Linked DNA regions of Homo sapiens: region 1 is linked to region 2. A link is an interaction called in ENCODE POLR2A ChIA-PET data of the cell type or tissue named here. Cell type or tissue: OCI-LY7. All regions are shown on one strand. Links, peaks and the distances in the headings refer to the core of each region. The heading gives the core; the rest is flanking DNA.

Evidence for each region. Peaks named below come from ENCODE experiments on the same cell type or tissue, not always from the same donor. Only the 100,000 strongest peaks of a DNase experiment are listed, where the experiment ranks them.
Region 1: POLR2A ChIA-PET joins it to region 2 with 9 read pairs; 2 of 35 experiments call an interaction of 5 or more read pairs at or near these places.

The regions. Positions count from the first base shown.
Region 1 is chr3:35,893,275-35,905,584 of GRCh38, forward strand. No RefSeq gene overlaps it. Among named protein-coding and RNA genes, the nearest start is that of MIR128-2, 150 kb to the left of the region's middle. In OCI-LY7, for the core only: no CTCF peak of the experiment used is centred there; a DNase peak (open chromatin) is centred at 2,047.
Region 2 is chr3:35,613,500-35,625,809 of GRCh38, forward strand. No RefSeq gene overlaps it. Among named protein-coding and RNA genes, the nearest start is that of ARPP21, 20 kb to the right of the region's middle. In OCI-LY7, for the core only: no CTCF peak of the experiment used is centred there; a DNase peak (open chromatin) is centred at 6,892.

The sequences.
Region 1 (12,310 bases), core at 1,615-9,614, 280 kb after region 2:
GGTGGGTCTGGATCTTAAGCTGATAAAGGAACTTCAGCTTCTTTGGAAGAGATATTTGTGAGGGTAAGGTCAGAGAGACCTTGAGGCTTCCTTAATTCAGTATGTCAAAAGGACATATTTGAGAGTATCAGTTTCTGAGCCCAAACACAGGAAAATGGTTACTCTGAAGGTAAACTGGGGAAAGAATACAGTGGGCCAGACTGGCACAGAGTTTGGGGTGAGGCATTTCAATGTATGTATTTTTATGTTCTTTTGATTTTTGAACTGAAATTTATAATCAATTCAATACATAATCAGTTCTTTGTATCTACGGATTCTGCATTCAAGAATTCAACCAACCACAGATCAAGCATATTGAAGAAATAGTAAAAAAAAAAAAAAAAAAAAAATACAGCAGTTAAAAATAATACAAATTAAAAACATAGTATAGCAACTATTTTTACAGCATTTACATTGTATAGCTATTATAAATAACCTAGAAATGATTTAAATTAAATGGGAGGATATGCGTAGGTTATATGCAAATACTAAGCGATTTTATATAAAGGACTTGAGCATCCACACATTTTGGTATTCAAGGGGTCTTGAAATCTATCTCCCATAGATACTGAGGGATGATTGTAAAATATAAAGTATTAAACAAAGTAAAAATTTAACAGCAACCCTGGTTAAATCCAACTTTCTACCTGCTCCACACTTATACCTGTGCAGCAGAATGATGCTGGGGAAAACACAAAACCTGCTGACTGATCTAACTTTAAATTAATTACCATCAATCCCAAGTAGGCCTTAATGCTGCCTGGCAACCATACTCAATTCCCCCAGCTTATTCATTTTCTTACTATCTGAGGGTACTATTTCATATTTTTCTGTCTCTTACAACATCTCACCTTTTACTCTCAGTTGAAGATCTTGCTTCCTAATTCACGTAAAAATGGATCAATTACAAAGTATATCTTGCGATTCATATAGATCAATTATATATCTAACAACACCTGCATCTGTGTACTCTGCCTTTCCTCATGTCACAACAGATCAACTATTTGCCTTCATTTCTAAAAGCATTTTCTCCCATCCCCTCTTGTTTACACAAGGACAGTGAAACCACCTTTGCAAAGATCATGGCAGCAAGGGAAGTCTAGCATGGCTGACTCCATTCTGCCTCTCGCCTCATCACGCTGGCTGTCCTTGCTCATTTCTTGGCATAGGCCAAGCTAACTAAGGGAGAAATTTGGTTTAAAGTTTCACTTTGAAGCAGGGATGAAATAGTCTCTCCCTAAAACTAACCCCCTCCTTGCTCAGGGATAGAAGCCACCTCAGGGACTGAAGCCACTTAATGAAAGGCCATGAAATTAAGATTATGGGACCTGAGTTCTTCAAAAATGTAGCTATAATTTCTATAATTCCTTACTACTCAGGAGTCATATGGCTAGAGGTCAGAAGGTTTGGGACTTCCTTAATTCTCCTACAGATAACATCGTTATAACAATAGTGACGTTATCTGTAGGAGCAATTGAGGAAGAACCTGAAATGGGTCTTTTGAGGTGTTTTTAGACTTTTGCATCTGACAACCAGCTAACCCCACCTCGACCCGTGACTCATGAACACATGACTCAACTGGACATGTGGCTCCACCCAAGTGTGGACTCAGCACAAGCAGACCCTTTTCCACACCCTTATGATTTCATCCCCAATCAATCAGCAGTACCCATTCCCTAGCCGCCTACCCATCAAATATCCATAAAAATCCTAGCCTCTGAGTTGGCATGGAGGCTGATTTGAGTAATAATAAAATCCTGTCCTTCCACTTTGCCAGACTTGTACTAATTAAAACTCTTTCCATACTACAATAATGCTATCTCAGTGGGTTTATCTGTGCAACAGGCAAGAAGAACCCACTTTGGGTGATTACAACAGCACTCTGCAATATTCCCCTTTTAAAAATATTATCAGTTTCCCCCTTGTAAGACAAGTAGCTGTGCGGCAGTCAAGAGTAGGCTGAGGTAAACATCTGGTGCAGCATGACACAGTGGGATTGGAGCGCAAGCACACAATCCCGTGCATTATATAATCACAGTTGTGTAACCATGTTATGGGTAGGCTCATCACCTGGCTCTGAGCCACTATTGTCTGTGAAGTACATAAATGTATCCCTGACACTGTTAGAGTGAGTACATAATAAAGGCATATCCCACCTGCCTATGGCCCCACCGAGTGTTCTTTCAACGACCAGCCACCCATCCACCAATTCCCCTTGGGCCCCAGCTAAGAGCCTGACACCCCTTCAATGAGATTATTCATATTGGCATATGAATGTGCTACTATTTCTTTTATAATAAAAATCTATCTTGAACACATTTTCCTCTCAAACTACTCCCTTTCTCATCAAAATACTACTGCTGATTATAAGTGATTGTATCTAATTTATCTCTTTACGTTGTGTCTTTATATACACACTAATCAGTGATTTTCCCCAATAGTCCATTGAAATAATTTTAAAAACTTCATATTACTAAATCCAGTATTCAAATGTCAGTCTTTAGATATTTTACTTAAGAGAAGCACTTTACAAGGTTGATCCCTCCTATCCTCCTGCTAGCAATAAAATCATGACTTGGACTCCAATTTAGGTTTTCTTTCTACTCCATTAGCTGCTACTTCTCAGTCCTCTTTGTTATTTTTGCCCTCCTTTTCCTGATCTCTGCAGGATAGTATCCTAGGGTTTTTCAAAGCTAAATCAAAGTCACAGATACTTATGTTCCTTAAATAACCAGCAAGTGACCTCCTTCTCAGTATCACCTTCAAGACCCTTGTCATCCTCCAGAAACAAATCTACTCTTGCCCAAAGAGTTTGCTGTGTCCTACCAGAGACCCTCTGTATAGATTTGAGTTGTATGGCAGCCCAGAACACTCATCATGCTCCTCTGTCCACATCACAGAAAAGATATCCCCTTAAGATGTAGGAATGTGGGAGAGTAATCCAGAAGCAGCATCCACGCACCTGTAGCTGATGGGCTGGTGAGTAGTAACGTATCTCTCCACACCCCTTCCAGACACTTAAATAACTTGAGAGTCTTATTTTTGTAATCCCAAAAGACCAATGTCAGCCAAAGTTTAGGGCAGAGTGACAAAAGATGAATGGCTAGACTAGGGGTACACTTTAAAGTTACCCTTAGCTAGGATACCCACCTCCCATTCTCAAGCAAGAACACATCAATGTTAAGTAATATTTCTTCATAGTGAAATTATATTATTCTCACACTCAGGGGTTTCTTAGTAGGGAATCCCTAGTAAAAATTTATTATTTTTCTCATTTTTCATTTTTGCCTTCATTAGTTTCCTGTAGTGTTTCTTCTTGTACCTCTTTGTGCTTTATTAAAGCTCAGCTGTGAAAATTATCTTACACTAAAGAATATAAATAAACATTTATTTAGCAAGATGAGGAAATTAGGGAGATACAGTAAAGACAATGGAGCTCATTAAACAAGCACCAGTGTTACTAATGCTCTCTCACTCATTACTCATTCATTTCACTGATTGCTTTAACAGAATAGGAGGCATCATTTCTCACCTAGATAATCCAGTCATTCTCTGTGGATGTCAGAGAAGACAAGTCCATGAGCCCTAGTTCCTGGGAGTGAGGGTGTGAATCATTAACACTTTATGTACTTGTGTATTATTTCTCTCCCTCTCACTCTCTCTCTTTCTTCCTCTATAAAGGAAGCAGAAGGAGGTTATAAGAGAAATATGAGTTTAAGAGTTCATCTCTAATGGGAGTTTTATACTCAGCATTTGGTGGAAACAAGTTCAGGGGATCCAGAAATCAACATTTACTCTTTATATTGCACAGTAGTTTATTTCTCCTATAAACGTGTGTTTACAAACTCAGCTCAACACTGATTCTACCACTGGAACTGCAAGAGGCCTCCTTTAATCCAAATAACAGAAAGTATCTGTGACATATTTATTCACAAGTGTTGTTAAAGTTCTTGCAATAGGAGATACGTAGAAACTAATTTTTAGATTCCACATCAGTTAAGAGAATCTTCAAGCCTCTTCTCTTTACACATAGGAGCAGATTGAAAGAAATTATTATCTATATCTACATAAATGAATGGAAATGTGTCAGTTACAGCATCTCATGAAAGTTGCTGGAGGGATTTTTGGCAAACTTGGAGGGGCTGTTTGAAGTGGACCTACTTAAAAATATAGGCTATGTGGCATAAATAGAATTCACTTTGGTTTGACTTGTAAGATGAGGACTGGCACATCACAGAACTGGGCCTTCACCGTCTAGAGTACCTGGTTTGCAATGGAGCTGTTCCTCAAGAGAATGGCAAACAACAGGTGCTCTGAGGTGAGTATAATCAGTAATTATTTAAAGAAGGCTAGTGATTCCCCTGATAATAATGCTGGTTAATAGATCTAGTAATGCCGTAATCACTAACATTCTCTAAACTCTCACTATGTGTCAGGAACAATTCTAAGACTTGTGCTATGTCATCAAATCTTCAAAATAATTCCACATGTAAGGTATTTTTATTAACCCCTTCTCACCTCCCCCCATTTTACAAATGAGAAAAAAACTAGACAAAGTAAATGCTCATAAAGCCAGTAGGCAGCAGTGTTAGGAGTAAAGCACATCTGCTTATTTGAAAGCTATTGTACTTGATGGCTACCTTCTAAGACATTAAAAATCAGTAACACAAATAAATCAAACACAGAAATACAAATACTGCATTATCTCACTTATACGTGGAATCTCAAGAAGTCAAACATAAAAACAGAATAGAAGGTGTTTGTTAGGGGCTGAGGTTATGGGGGAAATGGTAGGACTTTGGTCGAAGAGTATAAACTTTCAATTATAAGAGGATTAAGCTCTGAGGATCAAATGTACAGCATGGTAACTATAGTTAATAATAACCTATTACATACTTGAAATTTGCGAAGAGGGTGGATCTTAAGAATTCTCACCCCCGCCCCCCACACACACACACACATACACATATTGCTAACTTTATGAGCTGATGGATGTGTTAATTAGCCTGATTTGTAATTACTCTATAACACATATGTACATCAAAATAACACATTATACACCTTAAACACGTACATTTTGTGTTGTATATGTTTTATTGTCAATTATAACTCAATAAAGCTGGAAAAAAATTAGTAACACAATCTTCACCAATACATCCCTGGTAAAAGGAGATGATATAAAAGTCAGCAAAGTCATCAGCGAATTGACAACAGAAGAAGCCAAGCGGTTTGTAATTTAAGTTAGAAGGTTGGAAACCAGAGATTAGAGGAAACCCACCATGGAGCAATACAAGCCATGGTATAGGTAAGGACCAGAGAGAACTCCTCAACTTTCTCTGTGCTTTAGACATACAAAAAAATGCAATGGAAAGGCAGCTTGAATCAGAACAAGAAACTGGTACCTCTTTGGTACCAGTCTTTTCTTATTGTGATAAAATTGACAATTTTATCAATTGTCAAATGTGGAGTGATAACTAGCCCTTCTCGGAAATGACTACATGGAGACGTCAAAAGAAAAATCTCAGCTAGATAGCCATATGCCCAGGTAGAACTCTGGTACTCTACTACAGAAATATGGGCAGTCAGCACCCAGAGGTTTTACAAGTCACCCCTGCTCTCATTTAACCCAAATGAAGAATTACTTTAATCAACTGATCTTAGAGGTACAAGGACTGGATTCTTCAATTGGTTGGTTAGGAAAAAGCATAAGTGGGCTTTATTTTATTTGCTAATAATAAAACAAATACACATTTATCCTGGAAATTTTTGAATGTGCCGAACTGTATAAAGAAATATAAATTACCCATACGGCCACCCTTCAGAGGTAATCAATGTCAGCTGACACAATGTTTTCAGACCCTCTATCTACTGCTAACTTCGGATCACAGATGACCTACTAAAGACTGAGATGTTCTAAAGGAAACTGATTTATAATTAACAAAGCCTGTATAACTTGTGCTGAAAGTCTATGAGGAGAAAATCCTCTTTTCCCTTCTTCTCAGGCTCTGAACAACCATTTCTTCTCCTGTGATGGACAATTTGATTAAGGCAAACTGCCTACACTCAGAAAAAGTGACATGTTATTGGGGCAGAGGATTTTGCTGTAGCCATTAGAGATAAGATTGACTGGTGATACAGAAATATGTGCTTTTCTAGGAGAGCCAGAGCCAGATCTTCAGATAGCACTTCCTTTGTTAGCTTCAGACCAAATTCAACAAAGTACCTAAGGGAAAGAAATTAGTTGGCAAATCACTTGCTTATCACATCTTTTCCTATTTTAGGGCTGTCATCCTTTAAGGGAATATGGTGGGTGAAAAATTGACACTTCTCCATCACAGAAGGTTCTTTCTCAAGATTTTGTTACTTTGTGTTGGGAAAGAGCCCTTCTCCAAGCTCTCTCCTTGGTGAAACTAGCATAAGATAAGGTCAAGGACAACTTTCAGCGACATTTCCTCTTTGCTTTTATAGAGTGCATTTGTGTTTCTGATGGGTGCTGTAAGAACTGTACATGTGTTCACATGCATACAGAAATACATCTCTTTGATGTATTCACCATTCAGCAAATATTTATTCACTCTTGTCAATCTCTATGTGCCAGGGGCTATTTTCATTGCTGATGCTGTGGTTATAAAATCACGAAGCCTCTGCCTTGATAGAGTTTACCTTTTAGTAGGTGATACAGACAATAAACAAATAAATAGTATTTAGTATTATTTGAAGTAATGCCAACCACAACTAAAGAAAACTTAAAAGCATCGAGCAGACATAATCGGTAATCAATGCTTCTATTTTACATGGGATAGTCAAGGGAAAATTCTCTAAGGAGGTGCCTTGGAGCAGACATATGAATAAAGTGAAGAAGCAAGTCCATGCATAACTGCAAGAAAAACCAAACAGACCAAGAGCAAATGCAAAGGCCTTGAGAGCGGGGGTGGGGGTTGGGGGGGTGGAATGTGCTTGGCTTCTCAAGAAACAGCAGGAGGGAAACGCTTGTGCTGGAGTGAGCAGAGCAAATAGGAGTGAGAGGAAAGACCTTAGAGATCAGCTAAGCAGAGCTTTTTTTTTTTCTTTTATTATTATACTTTAAGTTTTAGGGTACATGTGCACATTGTGCAGGTTAGTTACATTTGTATACATGTGCCAAGGGTGTGCTGCACCCACTAACTCATCATCTAGCATTAGGTATATCTCCCAATGCTATCCCTCCCACCTCCCCCCACCCCACAACAGTCCCCAGAGTGTGATGTTCCCCTTCCTGTGTCCATGTGATCTCATTGTTCAATTCCCACCTATGAGTGAGAATATGCAGTGTTTGGTTTTTTGTTCTTGTGATAGTTTACTGAGAATGATGATTTCCAATTTCATCCATGTCCCTACAAAGGACATGAACTCATCATTTTTTATGGCTGAATAGTATTCCATGGTGTATATCTACCACATTTTCTTAATGCAGTCTATCATTGTTGGACATTTGGGTTGGTTCCAAGTCTTTGCTATTGTGAATAATGCTGCAATAAACTTACGTGTGCATGTGTCTTTATAGCAGCATGATTTATAGTCCTTTGGGTATATACCCAGTAATGGGATGGCTGGGTCAAATGGTATTTCTAGTTGTAGATCCCTGAGGAATCGCCACACTGACTTCCACAACTAGTTTACAGTCCCACCAACAGTGTAAAAGTGTTCCTATTTATGCACATCCTCTCCAGCACCTGTTGTTTCCTGACTTTTTAATGATTGCCATTCTCACTGGTGTGAGATGGTATCTCATTGTGGTTTTGATTTGCATTTCTCTGATGGCCAGTGATGATGAGCATTTTTTCATGTGTTTTTTGGCTGCATAAATGTCTTCTTTTGAGAAGTGTGTGTTCATGTCCTTCGCCCACTTTTTGATGGGGTTGTTTGTTTTTTTCTTGTAAATTTGTTTGAGTTCATTGTAGATTCTGGATATTAGCCCTTTGTCAGATGAGTAGGTTGCAAAAATTTTCTCCCATGTTGTAGGTTGCCTGTTCACTCTGATGGTAGTTTCTTTTGCTGTACAGAAGCTCTTTAGTTTAATTAGATGCCATTTGTCAATTTTGTCTTTTGTTGCCATTGCTTTTGGTGTTTTAGACATGAAGTCCTTGCCCATGCCTATGTCCTGAATGGTATTGCCTAGGTTTTCTTCTAGGGTTTTTATGGTTTTAGGTCTAATGTTTAAGTCTTTAATCCATCTTGAAATGATTTTTGTATAAGGTGTAAGGAAGGGATCCAGCTTCAGCTTTCTACATATGGCTAGCCAGTTTTCCCAGCACCATTTATTAAATAGGGAATCCTTTCCCCATTGCTTGTTTTTCTCAGGTTTGTCAAAGATCAGATAGTTGTAGATATGTGGTGTTATTTCTGAGGGCTCTGTTCTGTTCCATTGATCTATATCTGTGTTTTGGTACCAGTACCATGCTGTTTTGGTTACTGTAGCCTTGTAGTATAATTTGAAGTCAGGTAGTGTGATGCCTCCAGCTTTGTTCTTTTGGCTTAGGATTGACTTGGCGATGCGGGCTCTTTTTTGGTTCCATATGAACTTTAAAGTAGAGTTTTCCAATTCTGTGAAGAAAGTCATTGGTAGCTTGATGGGGATGGCATTGAATCTGTAAATTACCTTGGGCAGTATGGCCATTTTCACGATAATGATTCTTCCTACCCATGAGCATGGAATGTTCTTCCATTTGTTTGTATCCTCTTTTATTTCATTGAGCAGTGGTTTGTAGTTCTCCTTGAAGAGGTCCTTCACATCCCTTGTAAGTTGGATTCCTAGGTATTTTATTCTCTTTGAAGCAATTGTGGATGGGAGTTCACTCATGATTTGGCACTTGTTTGTCTGTTGTTGGTGTATAAGAATGCTTGTGATTTTTGTACATTGATTTTGTATCCTGAGACTTTGCTGAAGTTGCTTATCAGCTTAAGGAGATTTTGGGCTGAGACAATGGGGTTTTCTAGATATACAATCATGTCATCTGCAAACAGGGACAATTTGACTTCCTCTTTTCCTAATTGAATACCCTTTATTTCCTTCTCCTGCCTAATTGCCCTGGCCAGAACTTCCAACACTATGTTGAATAGGAGTGGTGAGAGAGGGCATCCCTGTCTTGTGCCAGTTTTCAAATGGAATGCTTCCAGTTTTTGCCCATTCAGTATGATATTGGCTGTGGGTTTGTCATAGATAGCTCTTATTATTTTGAAATACGTCCCATCAATACCTAATTTATTGAGAGTTTTTAGCATGAAGGGTTGTTGAATTTTGTCAAAGGCCTTTTCTGCATCTATTGAGATAATCATGTGGTTTTTGTCTTTGGCTCTGTTTATATGCGGGATTACATTTATTGATTTGTGTATATTGAACCAGCCTTGCATCCCAGGGATGAAGCCCACTTGATCATGGTGGATAAGCTTTTTGATGTGCTGCTGGATTCATTTTGCCAGTATTTTATTGAGGATTTTTGCATCAATGTTCATCAAGGATATTGGTCTAAAATTCTCTTTTTTGGTTGTGTTTCTGCCAGGCTTTGGTATCAGAATGATGCTGGCCTCATAAAATGAGTTAGGGAGAATTCCCTCTTTTTCTATTGATTGGAATAGTTTCAGAAGGAATGGTACCAGTTCCTCCTTGTACCTCTGGTAGAATTCGGCTGTGAATCCATCTGGTCCTGGACTCTTTTTGGTTGGTAAGCTATTGATTATTGCCACAATTTCAGATCCTGTTACTGGTCTATTCAGAGATTCAACTTCTTCCTGGTTTAGTCTTGGGAGAGTGTATGTGTCGAGGAATTTATCCATTTCTTCTAGATTTTCTGCTTTAAACACAATGAAAAGACATCATCATGGCACAATCACTCTCTGGTTTCTCCCTGCTTCTGCAGCCCTGAAGCCTAAACTTTTTCACAGGATACCCACAGTCTTTGATAATCTGGACACCATTTAATATTCAGCTCCAAGCCTAGCCCACAGTCACTATTATTTTTTTCAGTTGTACTGAGCTAGCTTATGTGTCCAAACTTCCCAGGTATTTCCTTGCCTCTTTGCCTTTGTGTGGACAATTTTCTCAGCCTCAAATGCCTTTATCAACATTGACCTAGTGAATTATGATCCTCTGAGAGAAAACATCTTTTATGGAAGGCTTTTTCTGGCTCGTACAGATAATCACACTTGTCTTTATGCTATTTCTAGCATATTTTATAGCTGCTTTGTAGTAATTACTTGTTTGCATTGCTACTTCCCATAGAAAAAGTTGTGCTTTGTGCAGTCACAGACTAGGTCTTTTTCTTTATATGCCTGATGTAAGCACATGTAAGTACAAGGTCACATAGCACAGTACAAAATTAATAAGTGACTTCTGAATAAATGAATGAGCTTGTGCGTGCCTAAATGCATGAAAAGTTGTCTGAATGAATTTGGGATTTTGTTTTACTTCAGGTCAATGATACAAAAAGTCATCACAAAATGGACTTCTCTTTCATTCTTATTCAGCCAGGAAAACAATTTTTGCCTGAACTTTTTCTTCTTCTAATAGAAAAGTGCAAGTGAAGTGAATGTCAAGAATGTTCTATGCATGAAAAATAAAATAGCTACATAATACACCTGTCAAAATGGTGTTTAAAATAAAATGCTACCAGACCCATATGACTGAAGAGGTTTTGTGGGAGTTGCTATTATAAAGCAGTTTTTAACACTCTGCTCAGAAAATTGTCACCTACGTGAAACTTTCAGAGCAACTGTGACTTAGAGTTGCAACTGCACTTGACATTACCAGTAAGTCATTTTAAACATTTCATGCATCTATTCATTGGTTTGCAAATCTATAGAATGGGCCAACTTGTATGTTGTAAAGGCTAAGTGTGAAAAGAATGAAAGACATTTTAAAATTTTTCTTTAAATAAGTTTGTCCTTTACTTAAGGTAAATATCTAAATTTAAAATAGAATGCTAAGTATATGAAAGTAATATGTTTCTAAATATTACATAGGAATAAGAAACGATTTCCAATATGATTTAATGATATAATTAAGTTGGAAGTAAAATGTCTTCATAAAAGTTGAGATACTAAACATAAGAAGTAGGCTTAGGAATTGAACTAAAGATGGTTTTATTGCACTATTTATTCGTGTCCAACTTCTATTTTCTTTTCTCACTTTTCTAATTACCTTAAGTGCTGTTTGTCTTCTTTCTCTAGTCTGGGCAGGGCTGGGCTGGTCAGTTTCTGAGGTCCCACTTGCAAAGCCTAATAAAGGAAATGCTCAAGGTGAACCTGTGGTGGACATTGAAATCATGGATGGGCAGACCTAATGCAAATGTAGAAATCAAATTTGGCAATTTTGACTTGGGAGTCTAAATGCATTAACAAAATGGAGGAAACAAAGGAGGAATTGACAGCTGAGGTCCACAGTGTCTATGAAAAAGAATCAAATTCTGTAAATTATTTAGAGATTTATTCTGAGTCAAATATGAGTGACCAAGGCCCAAGGCACTGTCTCAAGAGGTCCTGAGAGCATATGCCTAAGGTGATTGGATTACAGCTTGGTTTTATACATTTTAGGAGAACAGAAGTTACAGGAAAGGAGGAACAACTCAAAGTGGGGGCTTCCAGGTCATAGGCAGATTCAAAGATTTTCTCACTGGCAATTGGTTGAAAGAGTTAAATTACTATCTAAAGATCTGGATCAATGGAAAAAAGCATCTGGGTTAAGATAAGGAACTGTGGAGATGAAGGTTCTTATTATGTAGATGAAGCTTCCAGGCAGCCTTCAAAGAAAATAGATGGTAAATGTCTCTTGTCAGACCCTGAAAGGTGCCACATGCTTAGATAATTTTTTCCTGGATCAGGAAAAATTTTCTCCTGGACCTAGAAAGGGAAGAAATCTATAGAATGTTGATTTTCCCCACAAGAGATAGCTTTGCAGGGCCATTTCAAAATATATCAAAGAAATATACTTTGGGGTAAAATACTTTGATTTCTTTCAGGCCATGCTGTCATGTGATGCTATACTACCATCAGGTTGGAATTTGGTCTCTTATTGCTACAAAGAATCTGTTTAGTCAGTCTTAAGATCTGTTTTAATGTTAATTCTGGTCAGTTGTGCCTGAATTCCAAAGAGAGGGGCATTCAATAAGGCATGTCTGACTTCTCCTTCCCATCAGGGCCTGAACTAGTTTTTCGAATTTACTTTGTAATCCCCTTGACCAAGGGTAGGGGCCCATTCAGTTGGTTGGGGGACTAAGAATTTTATTTTTGGTTTACA
Region 2 (12,310 bases), core at 2,679-10,678:
AGGCATGGGCAAGGACTTCATGTCTAAAACACCAAAAGCAATGGCAACAAAAGCCAAAATTGACAAATGGGATCTAATTCAACTAAGGAGCTTCTGCACAGCAAAAGAAACTACCATCAGAGTGAACAGGCAACCTACAGAATGGCAGAAAATTTTTGCAACATACTCATCTGACAAAGGGCTAATATCCAGAATCTACAATGAACTCAAACAAATTTACAAGAAAAAAACAAACAACCCCATCAACAAGTGGGCGAAGGATATGAACAGACACTTCTCAAAAGAAGACCTTTATGCAGCCAACAGACACATGAAAAAATGCTCATCATCACTGGCCATCAGAGAAATGTAAATCAAAACCACAATGAAATACCATCTCACACTAGTTAGAATGGTGATCATTAAAAAGTCAGGAAATAACAGGTGCTGGAGAGGATGTGGAGAAATAGGAACACTTTTACACTGTTGGTGGGACTGGAAACTAGTTCAACCATTGTGGAAGTCAGTGTGGCGATTCCTCAAGGATCTAGAACTAGAAATACCATTTGACCCAGCCATCCCATTACTGGGTATATACCCAAAGGATTATAAATCATGCTGCTATAAAGACACATGCATACGTATGTTTATTGTGACACTATTCACAATAGCAAAGACTTGGAACCAAGCCAAATGTCCAACAATGGTAGACTGGATTAAGAAAATGTGGTGCATATACACCATGGAATACTATGCAGCCATAAAAAGGATGAGTTCATGTCCTTTGTAGGGACATGGATGAAGTTGGAAACCATCATTCTCAGCAAACTATCGCAAGGACAAAAAAACCAAACACCGCATGTTCTCACTCATAGGTGGGAATGGAACAATGAGAAAACATGGACACAGGAAGGGGAACATCACACACCGGGGCCTGTTGTGGGCTTGGGGTAGTGGGGAGGGATAGCATTAGGGGATATACCTAATGTTAAATGACGAGTTAATGGGTGCAGCACACCAACATGGCACATGTATACATATTTAACACAACTGCACGTTGTGCACATGTACCCTAAAACTTAAAGTATCATAAAAAAAAAAAAAAAAAAAAAAAAAAAGAGGAATCTCCTAGAGGACATTACCTAGAGACTTCTAGGGCAACGACAAGATAGCCAAATCAAGATTTGAAGAATTCTCTGTACCCAGAGCATAGAAGAGCTTTAGAATGTCTGCCCAGAAGGATTTCAGAATTTCTGCAAACTGTGACACCTGTTATCTCCCGTTTTTCCACTTTGGAAATGGAAATGTTTATTGTGGTTATCCTCTTCTTGTCCAACCACTGCCTATTAGTACTGGTTGTGGTGGGGCCACTGGGACAGGTAATTTCTTTTAATCCACTGATTTCTGTAACTTTAGCTAGACCCTTTTCTAGATTTAATATAGTAATTACTCTACATCACTGAAAGGTCCTAGACTTTGAAATAAATGTGTTGTTGGCCAGACATGGCGGCTCACACCTGTAATCCCAGTACTTTGGGAGGCTGAGGTGGGCGGATCATCATTTCGGGTGACTGAGACCATCCCGGTCAACATGGTGAAAGCCTGTCTCTACTAAAAATACAAAAAAAAATAGCTGGGCATGGTGGTGCACGCCTGAAGTCCCAGCTACTCGGGAGGTGGAGGCAGGAGAATCGCCTGAACCCAGGAGGTGGAGGCTGCAGTGGGCCGAGATCACGCCACTGTACTCCAGCCTCCAGCCTGGGGGACAGAGTGAGATTCTGTCTCAAAAAAAAAAAAAAAAAGAAAAGAAAAGAAAAGAAAAAGAAAGAAATGTGATGTTTACTTAGTATTTGGGGTTGTCTCCTGTGATAAGGGAGGAAATGTCTTTTTTAAGTGGGAAGAAAGAAACAAAGAAATATTTGGTGACCAGTAGTATGTAAAGCTATAGTATTTATATATTACTGAAAGTCAAAAGGTGTCAAGAACATCTGAATTTAATAATTATTGCTCATGTCTAAGAGTGTTATTAATGACAACAATGTTTGGAAGAGTAATATTATAAAGGTTTTTAAAAATCAATGTAAAAATGTGCTTTACTTGCCTTTACTTCAGGTAAAATCAATAATTATGTTGTTATCATGAAGTTTGTCCTCTAGTTTGTGTTCAAGTGACAATAGTGATATAAAATATTAAAACATGAAGTAGAAATATTAAGTGCAGAAAATTTGAATATAAAACAAATCTAAACAATCCAACCCTGTAGAATGTATGTTTTCAGGAATGTTATTCTTCTCCTAAAGTATTTGTCATTTGCTATTAGAAAATAAAGAAAATCACAAATACTGATGAAATTTTAGTAAAACTATAATTGACTTTTATACTTTGAAGCTTACTTATGTCCAGTACTTTTTAAACACAAAGCTATTCACAATTTCAGCTTTTAATGTCCTTCTAGTTGCCAGTGTAAACAATCAGCTACCGTTGTGCTTCAGGCATATTGCCAATTTTCTTGAATAAAAATACTGTAAGCCCAATTAAATTTGAATTTCAGATAAACAACAATAATGTTTTAGTATAAGCATGTCTCAAATATTGCATGAGACATATTTATTATAAAAAGATATCCATTTTTTATCTAAAATTCAAATTTAACTAACCCTTATCTAACAACACTAATATAGATAACAAATTTAAGAGTAATAGAATTTTCTTAATATTACAACATGTTTCTGATGATAGACATAGATAAATACCTAAGGAACAATTAATTGAAAAAAAAAACAATGAATAGCAATAAAACAGACACTTTGCAATACACTGAACATTTTTCAATATATTAAAAAAAACCACTGAATTCACACCCAGAGGAAAGATTTGACATGTTAATTTGTCTTTTCTCTTACCTATGTGTTTCCACTGTTCAAATTCTGCTTGTATTCTGAAGTGATCTTCATCTTCATATTTAGCAGTGCAAAACATGTTCATGCTATTGAAACACAGTTGTCTTTTATTTCTAGGCCATAGGGCAAAAGTCCTAGAGAAGGGTTGTCCCCATGGGTTCTGGAATGTTGTTGGTTATGACAGTGAACGTTTGGAGTTATGACTCAGACTCTACCCGTGCTAAGTCCTTGATCCTGAATAACATGAGGGCACATATATCCTTTAATAAGTATATGTTTATGGTGTGTGGATGTGTGTTCTTACAAAATCCTGAACTCTCTAACACCTGGGCCCCAGAGTAGACATTTGTTATGCCCGTGTGAAGACACTAAGACCAATAAAATAGACTAGAGATATAGTTCTCTCCAAATATCCATGCTCCAACATGTTTTCCAGTCCCCCTTGTAGTTTTCCTTTTGTCCTTGCAATGAGTTCTGGCCAATGGACTGTGAACAGAAGTGCTGTGTGGCATATCCTGCCTCAAAGCATTTCAGATATGGTTGACAACCTTCAACTGTTGCTTGCCCCCGAGATGTTGAGATGACAGCACTGCAAGATGGTAGAGCCTCCATTTGTGACCAAGAGGAGAAGAAACCCTCACCAACTCACACTAGACATGTAGCAAAGAGGAATTTAATTTTTAATGAAAAGAAATGAAAAAGCAAAAATCTTTACTAATGGGAGGAGGCAGGGTTGAATGCATACAATCACATACAAATATACCCTTAGGCAAAACTACAATTTCATCCACTCCCTGTTGAAGGTTAATAGAGTTAAACTTATGTGAAAATTGGAAAGCAATCACTTTCATGTGGGGAAGCTATTTAATTTTTCTTTTTTATTTATAAATGAACTATCTTAGTGAACTGTTTGCTTTATTAGATGTGTTGGATATATATAATGATTTGCAAGTAATTTTGAAAATTTCAAATTTTGAAAAAAAAAAGGTTTTCTTTTCCAATATTTGCACCTATTTTTTGAGGGTCTAAGTTTCCCATTGCTACTGTAATAAATCATCATAAATTTGGTGGCTTAAGTCAACAGAAAGTTATTCTTTCATAGTTCTGGAGGTCAGAAGCCTGAAATCATTATCACTGGACTGAAACCAAGGTGTTAACCAGGCCAGACTTCCTCCAGAGGCTCTACTGAAGAATCTGTTCCTTATTTCTACCAGCTCCTGTTGGTTGCCAGTCTCCCTTGGTTTCTAGCTGCAGCACTCCGATCCAGCCTACATCTTCATGTTGCTTTCTCTTCTTCTGTCTGTGTAATCTTATGCCTTACTCTTATTAATGATGACATTTGTCATTAGATTTAGGACCCACATAAATAATTCAGAATGATCTATTTATTTCAAGTCTCTTAATTTAATCGTATCTGCAGACACCCTTTTTTCCCAAATAAGGTAACATTTACAGACTTCAGGTATTAGGATGTGAATATCTTTTTTTCTTTAGTAGTGGTGAACAAGGGCATTTTTCAGCCTACTACATCCAGTTTGGCTATTTTATTGCATTCTCTAGAACAGAACAATGTTAAAATAATAATGATAGTAGTTGTACTCAACAAGAGAGTTGGTACAAATTACCTAGTTTACTATTACAAGAAGAATAAACAATATGCTTCATTCTTTATGCCTTTTGTTTATTTCAGTGCTTTTTATACATTCTGTCATAAAGTATTTATCTTTCCTCTAAGATTTTACATAACATTTTATTCTCTGTAATTTACCTTTTTGTGAACGTATGACTTATTTCACATATCGAATTATGCAGGCATAATCATATGGATGTATTTTTTTACAAAAACTGTAAAACAGAATCATAAACAAGTTAATGCTTAGTCTGCTTTTATCTGTTCACATTGTGTGTGTGTGTTTGTGTGTGTATCTTAACATATCAACATATATTGGTATATGTCATTATGACTAATAGCTCTGTACATGGTGCATAAATATTTCTGGAGATTTAGGATTGTTTTTTCTCATATTTTACTGTTAAATGATACTACAATGAACATCTATGTATGCATGTATCTAGCTAGTTAACTAGTTACTTGTATATGTAAATACTTGATAAGAATGCAAAATTTAAAGTAGAGATCAAGAAAAGAAAGTATATTATTGTAAGCTTCATAGTCTGTACATGAAGTGGCATGATTATCACTTGTATGTAGACTATAGTAATTTAAAATATGTATTTTATATAGTAAGAACAACCATTTAAAAATTTTTTAAAGAGTTTTAGGTTATAGGTCAATAAGAGAAATAAAATGGTAGTATAAAATATTCAATGGATGCAAAATTTGCAGAAAAAGTAGGGAAAATAAAACAGTAACAGACAGGATATATAGCTGACTATAAGAAATGCATCTTGAATATAATATAAAGATACAAATAAGAAAAATAAAATAATAGAAGAAGGTATGCTATGTTAATACTAGATTTATAAAAACCTAAAATGGTATGCAAAACAGATTCAAAGCACACAGAAACACAAAATTAGATAAAGAAAGTCATTCCCAGACACATAGACCAATGGAACAGAATATGGAAACCAGAAATAAGGCTGCATGCCTACAACTGTCTTATCTTTGACAAACCTGACAAAAAACAAGCAATGGGAAAAGAATTACCTATTCAATAAATGGTGGTGGGATAACTGGCTAGCCATACGCAGAAGATTGAAACTGGACTTTTTCCTTACACCATTGTGATGGTTAATATCGAGTGTCAACTTGATTGGATTGAAGGATGCAAAATATTGTTTTTGGGTGTGTCTATGTGGGTGTTGCAAAGGAGATTAACATTTGAGTCAGTTTAGTGGGAGAGGCAGACCCACCCTCAATCTGGGTGGGCACCATCTAATCAGCTGCCAACACAGCTAGCATAAAATCAGAAAGAGGAATGTGGAAAGACTAGACTGGCTGAGTCTTCTGACCTCTATCTTTCTCCCGTGCTGGATGCTACCTGGCCTTGGACATCAGAGTCCAAGTTCTTCAGCTTTTGAACTCTTGAATTTACACCAGTGATTTGCCAGGGGCTCTCAGGCCTTCAGCCACAAACTGAAGGCTGCACTATTAGCTTTCCTACTTTTGAGGTTTTGGGACTCGGACTGGCTTCCCGGCTCCTCAACTTGTGGGACTTCACCTTGTGATTGTGTGAATAGGTTCTCCTAATCAACTTCCCTTCATATATTCACGTATCCTATTAGTTCTGTCCCTTTAGAGAACCCTGACTAATACAACTATATAAAAAATTAACTCAAAATGGGTTAAACACTTAAATATAAAAATCAAGGGCCAGGTGTGGTGGCTCACGTCTGTAATCCCAGCACTTTGGGAGGCCGATGCGGGTGGATCACAAGGTCAGGAGATCGAGACCATCCTGGCTAACAGGGTGAAACCCTGTCTCTATGAAAAATACAAAAAAAAAAAAAAATAGCTGAGCGTGGTGGCGGGCGACTGTAGGCCCAGCTAGTTGAGAGGCTGAGGCAGGAGAATGGTGTGAACCCGGGAGGCGGAGCTTGCAGTGAGCCGAGATCTTGCCACTGCACTCCAGCCTGGGCAACAGAGCAAGACTCCGTCTCAAAAAAAAAAAAAAAATCAAGACAATAAAAACCTTGGAAGACAACATAGGCAATACAATTCAGGGCATAGGATTGGGCAAAGATTTCCTGAAGAAGACACCAAAATCAATTGCAACTAAAGTAAAAACTGACAAATGGTATCTACTTAAACTAAAGAGCTTCTGCACAGCAAAGGAAACTATCAATAAAATGAACAGACAACCTACAGAATGGGAGAAAAATTTTGCAAGCTATGCATCAGACAAAGGTATAATATCCAGCATCTATAAAGGACTTAAACAAATTTACAAGAAAAAAAAACCCATTAAAAAGTGGGCAAAGGACATGAACAGACACGTGTTAAAAAAAATGTGACCAACAATCATATGAAAAGAAGTTCCACATCACTGATCATTGGAGAAATGCAAATCAAAACCACAATGAGATAGCATCTCACACCAGTCAGAATGACTATTACTAAAAAGTAAAAAATAACAGATGTTGGCAAGATTATGGAGAAAAAGGTCATGCTTATACACTGCTGGTAGGAGTGTAAATTAGTTCAACCATTGTGGAAGACAGTATGGTGATTCCTCGATGTCCTTAAAAGAGAATTACCATGGATCCATTAATTCTATTACTACTCTATTATAAAGACACATGCATGTGTATGTTTGAAGCACTATTAACAATAGCAAAGACATGAAATCAACCTATAGGACCATCGATGGTAGACGGATAAAGAAAATGTGATACATATATACCATGGAATACTCTGCAGCCTCAAAAACAACAAGATTATGTCCTTTCCAGGAATATAGATGCAGCTGGAGGCCATTATTCTTGCCAAACTAACACAGGAACAGAAAACCAAATACCACGTGTTCTTACTTATTACTAGCAGCTAAATGATAAGAACATATCGACACGCATAGAGGAAAACAACACACGCTGGGGACTTTTGGAGAGTGGAGGGTGGGAGGAAGGAGAGGATGAGGAAAAGTAACTAGTGGGTACTAGGCTTTATACCTGGGTGATGAAATAATCTCCACAATAAACTCCAATGACACAAGTTTACCTATATAACAAACCTGCAGATGTACTCCTGAACTTGAAAGTTAAAAACAAAGTTATTCCATAATAACAAAGAAATTAATTCATCAAGAGGCCATAAAAGTTCAAACATATATGTGCCTTAAAAATAGGGCTTTATAATACCAAAGCAAAACAGAGAACTGCAAGGGGAAATAGACGAAACGATTATAGCAAAATTTCAATGCCCCACACTCAATACTTCATAAACAAGTGGACAGAAAAATCAGTAAGAAAGTGGAAAACTTGAAAAACACTATCAACACACTTGACTATTTGAATACTGCAGTCAACAGTGGCAAAATACACATTCATTTTAAGTGCACGTGGAAGATTGACCAAGGCAGACCATATTCCAGGCCACGAAACAAGTCTCCATAAGTGTAAAAGCGTCCTGTCCCTTATATTTTAGGATAGGTTTGACCGACTTATACCACTGCCTTTTGACTTTGGGATACAGAATTAGGAGTATGGGGAGAATAAAGCAATGGAGAAAAGATGAAAAAACATGTTAAGCTAAGGAAAGAAAATTTGGGGAAAATCTGGGAAGGGAGAATAATGGGGCAGCTGGTTAGGAATAAGGAAGACAGGATTGAGAAGAAAGAATTTTAAGCAGTGTTTTTATGAATTATGTATTCTGTTAATAAATGGAAATAAAGTACTTGAATTATTTAAAAATTCTGTACTAGACCACATGGATTGTGGCCACTGAAGTATAATGCTTCTACAGGGACTAAACAATTGTAAAAAATTAATATATAACTAAAGTTTCTTGCACTATATTACTTTTTTCTGATATTTTGAATCATTTTTTATTTGTTACAACTAATGAAACATTTTATGTGCCTTGTGATTTTTCTCTCTTAACTGTTTCTCCTCTATGTTTATCTAGACAGAAAAGCCTTTTCGGACATTCTCCAACAAGCTTCTCCTATGTCTTATTATGTCCTACTATGCACTCCAACAAACTTCTCCTATGTCTAATATGACTCTCCCCACCTTCGGCTGTAAGAGAGATTTAGAAAATACTTTATACAAGGCAAAAAGATTTTTATGATTGACTTAGATAAATTTGATTTATCATCTGTAGCCTGGCTACCATGAACAAAATCAGAATTTAAATCCAATAATTTCTACAGCAAATATTAATGGTATTGAGTATTTAAAATAAAATGCTTTATAAATGTATAGCATGAAGTTTTTATTTGGGATTTAAATATTTATTTTATTTCATTTTATTTCTTAACTTTTATTTCAGGTTCAGGGGTACATGGGCAGGTTTGCTACACAGGTAAATTGTGTGTCACAGGGATTTGGCGTAGAAATTATTTCATCACCCAGGTAATAAGCATAATACCTGACAGTTTTTTATCCTCTTCCTTCTTCTACCTCCACCTTCAAGCAGGCCCTGGTTTTGTTCTTTCCTTCTTTGTGTCCATATGTATGCAAAGTGTAGCTTCCACTTTTAAGTGAGTACATCTGGTATTTGGTTTTCTTTCCCTGTGTTAGTTTACTTAGGATAATAGCCTCCAGCTCCATCCATGTTGCTGCAATGGACATGGTCTCATTCTTTGTATGGCTGCATAGTATTCCATGGTATATATGTACCAAGTTTTATTTATCCAGTCTACCATTGATGGGCATTTAGCTTGATTCCATGTGTTTGCTATTATGAATGGTATTACAATGAACATACGCCTGCGTGTGTCTTTATGGTAGAATTATTTCTATTCCCTTTGGGTATATATCCAATAATGGGATTGCTGGGTCAAATGATAATTCTGGTTTAAGTTCTTTTGGGAAATCACCAATCTGCTTTCCACAGTGGCTGAACTAGTTGACATTTCCACCAGCAATGCATAAGCATTCCTTTTTTCCATAACCTCACCACCATCTGTTAATTTTGACTTTTTAATAGTAGCCATTCTGACTGGTGTGAGATGGTATCTCATTGTGATTTTGATTTGCATTTCTCCAACAATCAGTGATGTTGAGCTTCTTTTCATATGATTGTTGGCCACATTTTCTTTTGAAACGTGTCTGTTCATGTCTGTTGCTTACTTTTTAATGGTTTTTTTTTTCTTGTAAACTGAATGTAAGTTCCTTATAGATGCTGGATATTATACCTTTGTCTGATGCATAGTTTGCAAAAATTTTCTCCCATTCTATAGGTTGTCTGTTCACTCTATTGATAGTGCAGAAGCTCTTCAGTTTAATTATGTCCCATTCATCAATTTTTGTTGGGTTTAAATATTTAAATAAGTATGTCCACTTAATAATCAGTAGAAATACATAAGACATTTATTAAAAGAATAATAAACATACTTTTGTTTCTGGCTAAATAGTGGACTAAGTCTTTAAAAGTTAAACATGAATGTATTCTACAATAATGAAAATCAGAAGCAACCCAAATGTCTAATTACAGAAAAATAATGGTTACTTATATTATGGTATTATATTACAATGAGAAGGAATGAACTATTAATATGTATATAAAAATATGGGTAAATCTTAAGACTATCATATTGGGTACAAAAGAGCATATCCCTAAAACTATATGAAGTATGTGTGTATTATATATTTTAGTCTTTATAAAAATCTCAAAGAGAAACAAATCTGAACACATTGACTTGAAATATATGCATATATAGGGTCAAGCCATTAAAATGGGGCATGATTAAACAAAAACCAAGATAGTGATGAAATTTGGCAGTAAAGCTATGGGATGGGATTTTGGATGATGTCACAGGTAGATTTCAACAGTATTGATGCTATTCTGGACAATATTCTGGATAATATCTGGTTAGAGAATTTAGAGATGTTTATTTTGTGTTAAAATTTCATATGTATTTCAAAAATTCTTTTGTGTAATCATATATTTGATTTTTAAAATTAAAATACAATGAAAAAGTCATTTCTACAAATCACATCTTTTTATCCATTGATGAAAATCATAGTTTATAGTTTTCTTACTGGCAGATAATTATATCTGAGAATTACATTTTAAAAAAAAAACAGAAAGAAGGAAGGAAAATAAGTTCAGAAAAAATAATATTCAATTTTGCTAATACCATATTGGGCCTGAGCAGTGGAATAACAGCAGTGTCTCTGAGTTAGTGTCATGAGAGAGACTGGACTTAATAATTAAACAGGAAACTTGCTGGAGTTGCTAATGTCTTAGACCCTTCAGGCTGCCATAGCAAAATGCCGTAGACCGTGTGGCTTTCAAATGGCAGAAATCTATTTTTCATATTTCTGGAGGCGGGAAATCTGAGATCAAGGTGCTGGCATGGTCAGCTTCTGGTGAGGGCCTTTTCCTAGGTTTCAGACTGCCAACTTCTTGCTGTATCCTCACTTGGAGGAAAGAGGCAAGTCTCTAAGGTCTCTTTTATGAGGACGCTAATGCTATTCATGAGGGCTGCACTCTTATAAACTAGTTACCTCCCAAAGCCTCTGCCTCCTAACAACATTACAATAGTCATTAGGATTTCAATATATAGATCTTGGGCGGGGGACACAAATATTACAGCCGGCTAGAAGGGATACACATAATAATATTGAAAAGAAAATTTTAAGCCTCCCATTTTTTTTAGTTTCCTAATTGAAAATGAGTGGTACAAGATCCTTTTGTTTTCCTCCATGCAGAGAACATAGCCTGGAAGAAATGTCACACTTTTGAAATTCTCAGTTTAAATATAGAGAGCAACCCTTTCCTGAGAAGGAGAAAATACTAAAAGATATTTTGCAATGTGTCTGAGGGAACAAACTTCCAGAGCAAACAATTACTCATAACTGGGTACTTGAAAGGAACATCAAGGGATCTGCAATTGCAACAACAATGAGAGTACGAAAAACCAATGGCTGATATGATCTTAGTGACACCTTACATAGAACTCTAGAGAAGATAAATCCAGAACACGTCACAGCAGAAGCTGTGCACCATGTAACCAGTGTGTCACACACTGTGGCAGCAAATTTCTTGGAACATGCAGCTGTGCTTGTTACTTTTTTCCACAAGACTCAGGTCATGGTCTCTCACTTTTAATTCATGGTCTTCTAGAATTTGACCCTGTTGGAGAGCTGCTTGGGTGGCCATATTAATCTCTACCAACTTTTTACACCCGCCCCCCCCCCCCACCACACACACACACACACACACACACACGCACACTTCAAAGCTTTCAGGGTACAAGTGGGTTTTGGTTGCATGGATGAATTTTATAGTAGTGAAGTCTGAGATTTTAGTGTGCCCACTACCTGATAATGTACATTGTACTTAATATATAGTTCTCTTTCTGTCCCTTAGCTCCCTCCTACCATCCCACTTCTGAGTCTCCAAAGTCCATTATATAACTCTGCCTGCATTTTCATAGCCATAGCTTAGCTCCCATTGTAAGAACACATGGTATTTGGTTTTCCATTCCTGAGTTACTTCACTTAGAATAATGGCCTCCAGCTTCATTCGAGTTGCTGCAAAAGATATTATTTCATTCTTTTTCATAGTAGTATTCCATGTTGTATATATACCAATTTTTTTATACATTCATTGGTCATTGGGCATTTAGGTTGGTTCGATACCTTTGCAATAAAGAATTGTACTGCAGTAAACATACATGTGAAGAAAGTCTACCAACAATTCGGAGTTTTTTTATTCTTTGGAGTAGTCCAAACTTCTTTAATAACTCTTCATTTTAGAGACTCAGGCCATGTATATTGTACCTATTATATTTCTTTCT